Regions from separate parts of the Homo sapiens genome. Here region 2 is linked to region 1. A link is a contact called in ENCODE Hi-C or POLR2A ChIA-PET data. All regions are on one chromosome and are shown on one strand. The core of a region is the stretch at or near the end of the contact, and the rest is flanking DNA. Distances in the headings are between cores, read along the strand shown.

Region 1 (4,350 bases), core at 384-2,883:
TCATTCAACACTCCCATCCAGATTCAAACTGCTGCAAGTCTAGCTCATAACTGCTGTTTCACTTTGGAACACACTCTACCCAAATAGGCTGGCCCACCGATAATCTCAAATTTACCAAGCTTCAGTTTACTCAGTTTCCCATGGAAGTGTGGCTCCTGGTCTTGAATCTATTCTCCACGACCATTGGGCCCAGTGGGCTCTGTGACTCAGCCCCATCCTGCAGGAAGCAAAGTAGCAGAGAAGCACCCGAAATAAATTCCTGGATCTGAGCTAAAATGCCTCTTCCTAGAATTCCTGAGTAAAAGCTTAATTGTATAATAACAGCTTGGTGGTCTGTCTCAATCTGTTCAGGCTACTGTAACAAAATACCATAGAGTGGGTAGTTCATACAACAGATATTTATTTCTCACAGTTCTGGTGGCTGGAAGTCTAAGATCAAGGTGCAGACAGATTCAGTTTCTGGTGAGGGCCCTCTTCCCTGTTTGCCGATGGTTGTCCTCACATGGTGGGGGTAGGGAGTGTGCTCTGGTTTCCTCTCCTTTTTATAAGGGCACTAATCCTATCATGGAGAATCTGCCTTTGTGGTCTCATCTAAACCTATCTACCAAAGGCTACGTCTTCAAATACTATCACATTGAGGGATGGGGTTTCAACATATGAATTTGGAGGACACAAATATTTATGTCTCTGAGGCATTACAGTATGGTCATTAAGAAGACAGGCTCTGGAGCCAGACTAAATCCTGGTTCTGCCACTCACCAGCCATGTGACCTTGGGCCAATTACTTAGCCTTTGTGTGCTCCAGTCTCCTCATATATAAAATGGGATAGGAACAGTACTATCTCATAAGGTTGTTATGAGGCTACGTTAGTTAACACATAATACATCTATAGAGTATGTCTCAGACATACAAAGAGCTCAATAAATGTTATCATCATCATTCCCTTCTGGATCCAGGTATGCCTCAAATTAATCTCTTCCCAAAATACTCAACCTGCAGGTAACCCAGCAGCTTTCTTTCTCTCCCAGCCTTTGGTAGAAATTCCGAGTTTAAAAACTAAACAAAGCTGTATTTATTACACAAACAATATTACAGTAATGGGGATTTATAAAGGACATGGCTGAAATTCCTGGGGGTGGGAGAACGAGGGAGGGATTTTAGAAGTTCACTACAGCCACCCCAGTTTGGAGGGTGCTCTACCCCAGTAGCGTTCTGTACTTGCAATGTTGCTATTTTCCATTTTCTAAAGCTTTATTTAACCATTGTAATTTGTGGCTTTCTCCAAGACTAAGTATAGAGCAAAACATAATAATGCAAACTGGCTCATGCTGAGCTGAAATGAGTAGTGTTCTCTCACCAAATCCTCTTGTGAGCTTTAATAACTTCTTTAATTTCTCTGTTATTTTCCAATATTGTATACCTATTCCAGAAGTACTCATTTTGTCTTTCCTAAACCAACTTTCCTCTGCTGGGAAAATGACCAAATTATTCCACTCCTGTCCTCCTGCCACACCTCTAGTTTTTGGTTTTTCAGCTCCCATTCTGGGGTTTACAACCAATTTAGCAGTTGTTGATCATGGCGAGAGTGTATAATTGAGTCAGTACTGGAGATGAAATGACTCATCAGAACAGTTCATGAGAGGGAAATGATTTTCAGGACAAGGGGAGAGAGAATGAGTGAGATTATACATACACATTGTACTTGCTTGTGGGTAATAGAGTGGACTCCAATGTAGAGTAAACTCGGGTCATTTTCTTTGATCTTCTGACACACTATTCCTTTTTAAAAAAATTAAAGATTAGCCTCTAACAGAAGGCAAGGAAGTTTCTTGTCTAGATTGAGTTGTGGAGACTGTATTTAGAATATAAGCTCTTAGAAATAGCAAAATACTAACGCAGAGTATGTCATGGGAACTCAGAAAATGTGAATTAAAATCTAGAGACAGAAAGAAAGAACCATGCTTAAAAAAGATAGTGGGTTGGTCAGTGATTTCTTACGGCTGCTCTCACAGATTACATGCAGTAGCCGTGTCCTTTTCTGTATTTAGATTTTCCTACCAAAAGGGGACTATGTGGACATTTCAGAGTCCCAGTATAAGAAGGGTGAGTAACTTGAGCTGAAGTTTAGGATGAAAGGAGCAGGAGAAATCTGGCTCCTTGCTGGGATGCACGGGGCTCTGGAGTACCTTCCAGGAGAGTCTGAGATGCCCCCCTACCCACATTCCTTCCAGACCTAATTGCTTACATTTCCTTGAGCACTCTGTGTGCTTCAGCTCCTCTGTGCCTGAAGCATCTCTCCTTTGCACTCACTGCACCCACCCAAACCCAATTCAAATAATGCCAAGTCTTCTCCAGCTAGAATTAATCCCCTCCTCCTCTGCATTCTCTTGGCCTGTCTTATCCTGCTCAGTTCTAATGATGCTCCTGAAAGCAGGCCCTGAGTAAAGGATTTGGGTATGAGAATTTATTCAGGAGGAGATCCCAGGAAACACTGTGAGGGAGTAGGAAGTGAGACCAAGAATGGAGAAAAAGCCAAAAAAAGAGTGCTTTAATGAGCAGATTACTGCTATGAGCAAAGAGGGCTCAGCACCATTGGGAATGCTCTGAGTCTGAGTGGAACATGCTCAGTGTCCTACTGAAGAGCAAGGAACTGCCACCTTCATCGGTGGTGAGTTGTTCTGGAGACTAAGTCTCTGGCACTTACAATCCACCTATAAGGCACTGAGCTGCTCTAAAGCTAAAGAATGCCTTCAGGTCAAAAAATGCTAGAAGTTATAGCCTCTAGGGGACTTCCCACCTGTGAAGGGAAGGGGGTGGTCAAGGGGATAGGAACTTGACAAGGACATCCTGCTATAATGATTGCCTTTGAAGGCAGAGAACAAACTTTACTCATCTTTATATATCCAAAGTATCCAACCTGCAGCCTTATCCCAAGTAGGTGCTTAATAACTTAGTGAGGTTGGTTCACACTTAACACATCTGATGAAGCAATGATACATTCAACATGTGTATATCGAAACGCCTATTATGTGCCAGAGAGTTATCAAACAAGCCTTGTCTCTGTCCTTCAGAAGCTGACAGTCTCACAGGAAAGACAGGCAATCAGCAAATAATTACAATGCAGGGGGACAGGTATATTGACTGATATGTCAATGTATGTTTCACCCCTTGATACTACCACTATGGTACAAAACCTATCATTTAATTTTCAGCAGATTAGATTTTTATTTTCAGGGAAAGGGGAGTTTATTTCTCCTATAGAGGATAGGGACAGGGTATGATATTGATGACATTGTTTTTGGTATGATTTCTGGGTTAATGAACATGGATTTGAAATAGCCTACTATTGACTGGAAGCCTTACTGATAACATAAACAGTTGATTAACATGTATTTTGTATGTGGTATATATTATATACTGTATTCTTACAAATAAGCTAGAGAAAATAAAATGTTACTAAGAATACCATAAGATAGAGAAAACACATTTAATATACATTTACAGTACATTATTGTACTGTATTTATTAATACCATAAGTTTATGTTATCTGTTTATAAGATGAATTATCTGTCTGAAGCAGTGGGCAAACACAGCGGCAGACCTCAATCTTATATCAAGCAATTCAACTGTTTTGTAATGTCATGACCTCTCTGTGCTTCTTGGGGATACTTCCAGTATCACTAGTGGCACTTTGTATGGGTCCCATGGTATTATTCAAGATTTACGGTATGCACTCAACAAAATGAAAAATATGTGAGAACCACAAAAGATCACTTTTTTACTGTGATACACAATTTACTGGAGAGGTAAACTGCTCACGTAGAGATGATTAGCATCACATGATGTTTTAAGTGGACACACGCAGCACTTGTGCTCACCATGACAGCAACAGGGAATGGCATTGAAATTATTACAGTAGTATAGGATGTGCTACAATTAATTGTATGTAGTTATAATTTAATACTGTATCTTTTCATTTGCTTACATTTCTCTTGACTAAAAATGACACCGTGTACAGTCTATGTAAGTTTTGATAAATTTTAATTTTTTATAATATATGTATATTTTATAGTAATACATGACAAAATATACTAGTATCTACATATATTTTATGCATTCATACCATGCCTAACTTTTTCTTAATTTTAAAAATATTTCTAGGCTACATAATTCATCTGCAAGTTTCTTCAAATTGTTGCAAACCTCCAAAAAATTGTCCAATATATTTATTGGAAAAAATTTGTGTATAAGTGGACCCGTGCAGTTCAAACCCATATTGTTCAGGGATCAGCTGCCCCTTACCTACAGAGAAGCAAAAATAAGAATTATATCCAACGTTTCCTCAGAA
Region 2 (4,368 bases), core at 1,778-4,277, 110 kb before region 1:
AAGATCCATTCCCATTCATGTTCTCCCAGTCCCTGCCAGTATTTATTACCCAGGTCCTGTGGCTTTCCTCCCTTGCAGGGATGCTGCTTCGCTGCCTGAACCTTACTGAGACTTGACCATAATTGATCTACAGCAAAGGGGAGAGGCAGGAGCAGATCTTCAGGACAGCAAACATTGTCTGGGAAGGTACCTGACTCAGGGGAGGTCTTTGTCTAATCATCTCCTCTAGCAATTAAGAGGGGCTAACTTCTGCCAGTCCAGTGGTTCCTGGGAATCTGGGGGTTCATGTTCTCAGGAACATCACCCCAGGCTCCCCATCTTGGGTATCAGGGCCCTATATCTTTCTTATCAGGGACCTCACTTCCCATAGGAGATACACCAGGGCTGTGAATTCAACTTCCTTTGTTACTAGAACACTCTGAAAAAGAGGGCCTGAACCTGTTTTTTTTTCCTGATCTGCCTTCCAGCTGCAGGAGATGAAGGTTTTTAAAATGCTTCCCTGGAAGCCTTCTGGCATCCACACTATGTTCTAAGTTGATGGTTGGCTGATCTGAACCTGTCATTTTCTTCTTTCGCGGTTCCAATTACAGCTAAAGACAACTAACCATCTCTACAGACTTTTGCTACCATATTGCTCAAGTGCCAGAGCTATTGCATAAGCTGATGTGTCTCCTTCCAGAGGACTCCATCTTAGTTCACTGCATATGAGGATCTTACAGAACTCAACCGCAAAATGAGTATGATGAGAATCTTACAGAATCTTTCAAAACTCCACTCAACACCAGCTATGGGGTCTTGTGACCATTGGGCTGATAAATGATCCAATTCCACAATCCCATCCCGAGGGTCTGCTTCCCAGGAGCACTTCTAGCCCCAGCTGTCTGAGACTGGGTTATCATCTCCAATTAGATCACAATGCAAGGATTTGAATGCAAGTAGTTTATTTGCAAGGGGACCCAGGAAGCATTAGTAGAGACAGAGAAGGTAGGAAGCCAATAAACAGCATGTTTTCAGGCAAGTGGGGCACCCGGGCTTAGACCCACTGGGGAACTGGGCAGCCTTCCTCAGAGTCAATCACTGCCCTGAGGGATGAGGAAGTTGGTGTATTTATCCAGCTGCACCTCATCTGTCATTGCTTAAGGGCTGCTCATGGGGGCATTAATTTGCTGGAAGCCCAAAACAGCCCTCAGCAGAGAAAAATTATGTGTTCACGTAAGGAACCATTGGTATTCAGAGGTGAGTGCCAAGGAGATATGGACCTGGCATTGTCAGCCTCCACTATGATCTTGTACCATACAAGATACAAGGATAATCTTGTATCATCCTTAGAGTGAGCTAAGGATCATCTTCCCTGAACCCCCTCCCCCCTCCGAGTGGTAGTAGCTGTGAAAAAAAAAAAAACAACCAGAGCACACCCAGCCCAAATGGGGACAGCGCTTGGAAAATCTCTTAGGGAAAGAGAGACAGGGTAGAGGCCGTGCGATCTTGGTGCTGGAGCTGTTAGGCAAGCGCAATGTTCAGGAAGCAGGGTTTCAGCTGGAGAGCTAGGAGACTCTCCTGCCCAGGAGGAGTGGCCTATGGAGGGCTTAATCCGCAAACTACCTTCTGTGGATTAACACTGTGCTCTCCAGGTAACAACGCCTTATCCCAGTTAAGAAGACTCCTCACCGAGTGACTCTTTGGGTGAGAACTGCAGTCACATGCTGTAAGAGAGTCATTTTGAGGTATGTTTTTTTTTGGTAGGATCCCTCAAATTATATTGAAAATACAGCATCAGTTTGCATTTGCATGTGATTTTCAGAGCACTTTCACATGTATCAGACTAGCTGACCCTCCTAACAGCCCAGTGAAGACAGATGAGGGTGAGTATTTTTGTCTTCATTTTACAGATGAGAAAATTGGACTCAGGAAGGTGAAGTGTCCTGCTCAAAGGTCACCATACTGGGTGGCGGTGGAGGAATTCACTCTCAGAGCTTCTGATACTCTGTCATTCAGCGCTGCTTCCTAGGCCAGCATTTCTAAACGCTCTCCTTCCATTCATTATAAAAGGAGCACCTTAGTAGCAGGAGCATATCTGGTTCATTCTGGCATCGCCAGTGCTGGCGTATTCTGGATGCTTCATGTCTGTTTGTTAAGCAAATGAATTTTTAAATCCCCCCAGAGGACTTGGGAAGCCGTGAGGCAGCCGCTATCAACTCTTCTTTCTTGTTTTTCTTCCCAAGTACACTTGCACACAACACACACCAACACAGATGCACACACACACACACTACACACACACACACACTGTCTCACACATTCTCTCTCTCACACACACTCACACACATAGTCACTCTGCCCATCTCTCTGTCACACACACATTCCCCATCTCTTTCTCTCTCTCACACACACGCTCTCCCCATCTCTCTGTGTCTGTCTTACACACACTGTCCCCATCTCTTTCTCACACACACATACACACACACGCACTCTCCCCATCTGTCTCTCACACACACGCACTCTCCCCATCTCTCTCTCTCTCACACACACACACACTCCTATCTCTCTCACACACAATCTCCCATCTCTCTCGGACACACAGGCACTCTCCCCATCTCTCTCTCTCACACACATACACAGACACTCCCATCTCACACACACACACACACACACACACACACACACACACACACTTTCTCCGTCCCTCTCGCCCCCGCTCCCTGGACCCTGAAGGCTGCACTCTTGATGCTTCTTGAAAATCCTCACGCAAGGGAACACCTGAGAAACCTAAGGAACGACAGGGGTCAGAGGAGCCCTAACATGTATGAGGAGACCCGAAATGCTCCCTGGGGCCGGCTTCTGAGTTAGAGGGAGAATCTTTACTGACTGCTGGCAGCGTTGGGATTGTCCCTCTCGCTGTCCCCGGATTTGTTCTCCCCAGGCCGGGGCCCGCTGGAAGAGACTGCCGTTCAGCGGGTGTGCAGTGACCGCAGAGAGCCACAAGAGGGAGCCAGTGCCGCGGGGAGCCGCCGGCCGCCGAGACCCCGGGGCTCAACTGAACCCACAAAAGAAATCTGGGCTGAGAGCCCGAGTGCACAACCAGGAGGCTTCGGGAGCAGGACAGACAGAGAGCATGAGGAAAACCAGAAATATGGAGTAAAACAGAGGGGAGACCAAATTTTAATTAACTTTAATATTAAAAAATAAATGGGTGGAGGACTTTCCTCGTTTACACTGCTCCGATTTGGGGGGGAACAAGCATATGTTTTTTTCATAATTAAGAATGAATAAACATATATTTTAAACAAACTGGAAAAAACAAACAAGGAGCGAGCAAAGAAGTAGGAAAATCTTGACGTTTCCCTGGAGTTCTGGGAAGAGGCAGCGCATTCCCAGCCTTGCCTTTGCGGTGGGGCCCTGCCCCCATTGTTCCTTCTTTACTGTTTCTCCTAAGAATTTTGCAGGCCTGCTGAGGGTTGAGCACACTACCTTTAGCTTGAAATGGAATAGAAGTGAATTAATAGCAGGGAATGTCGATGTTTTGTGATGACTCTTGGCTGACACCATTAAGATACCATTTTTACTCCCTTATGAAGATAATCCCTTAAGTGACTGATGCCATTAATGAACCATAAGCTTCATTGTTAGAACTTCATGAGAAACAATAGTAAAACTGATTTAGTTGCCTCTTGGAAGCCTCTATTGAGAGAACTTGTTTTGTGTATCTGAGGAGGCACAGCTATAAAGCAATGAGAATGTTTTTAATTAAGCATCTTAGTTCTCATAAATCTAATTGACACTTTTCCTACAAACCACGGGGACCAACAGGACTCTTATAAGCAAACCCAAAGCATTTGGCTGAGGAAATTTGCCCCCAGAGTCCATTTAGGAAAAAAAATAATAATAATAATAAATCAATTTATGTCATGCCTCTTCGGGATTCCAAATGTTATTAGCTATATTAAAATGTGTTTTATTCATTTGAATTTAGCTGTGAGTGATGCAAAGCTCTTCTAGAAATTAATCCACCCTCAGAAGATGAAGACTCCCCACCTCCATTGGAGGCTGTGGTGCCAGGAGAAGCAGTGAGGGACAAACGGCAAATGGCCTTGGCGTTAGGGGCTGGAGCTGTCCTTTTGGTGGGAGAAGAGGTTGAACGCCCCAGCTGCCTGTTGGATGCCCTCTTAGCTACCCTGGGCCCAGGCAGCTGATGTGGTTAGAGATGCCTGGGGCAGCCTGGGGAAGTGAAACTTTTATACCTTCCCATTCCTTCCCAACATTTTGCATATCATAATTACATAGAAAAGGCCACTATTTGTGTAAAAAGCTAGAACTGAAAGATATTTGGAGGCATCTGTAGGGGAGTTGGAGAAAATTTTCATTATATTT

The links. A loop is a pair of places that touch in the nucleus more often than their neighbours do. ChIA-PET counts read pairs that join two places held with the same protein, here RNA polymerase II (POLR2A). Pooled maps may share reads with other maps.
Region 2: a pooled map shows a loop between it and region 1 (2.4-fold over the local background). The contact joins two enhancer-like sites. A Hi-C loop is called at or near these places in 1 of 50 pooled maps. POLR2A ChIA-PET finds 5 or more read pairs at or near these places in 2 of 52 experiments (AG04450 and OCI-LY7).

What each region holds. Positions count from the first base shown.
Region 1 is chr3:150,112,339-150,116,688 of GRCh38, reverse strand. The region is part of intron 1 of LOC105374313 (a long non-coding RNA gene); the gene reads right to left. Among named protein-coding and RNA genes, the nearest start is that of LINC01998, 33 kb to the right of the region's middle. Within about 2 kb of position 1,633, at least 2 of the 41 ENCODE cell types and tissues checked have a DNase peak (open chromatin) inside an H3K27ac peak, as active enhancers do.
Region 2 is chr3:150,220,055-150,224,422 of GRCh38, reverse strand. No RefSeq gene overlaps it. Among named protein-coding and RNA genes, the nearest start is that of LINC01213, 16 kb to the left of the region's middle. Within about 2 kb of position 3,027, at least 2 of the 41 ENCODE cell types and tissues checked have a DNase peak (open chromatin) inside an H3K27ac peak, as active enhancers do.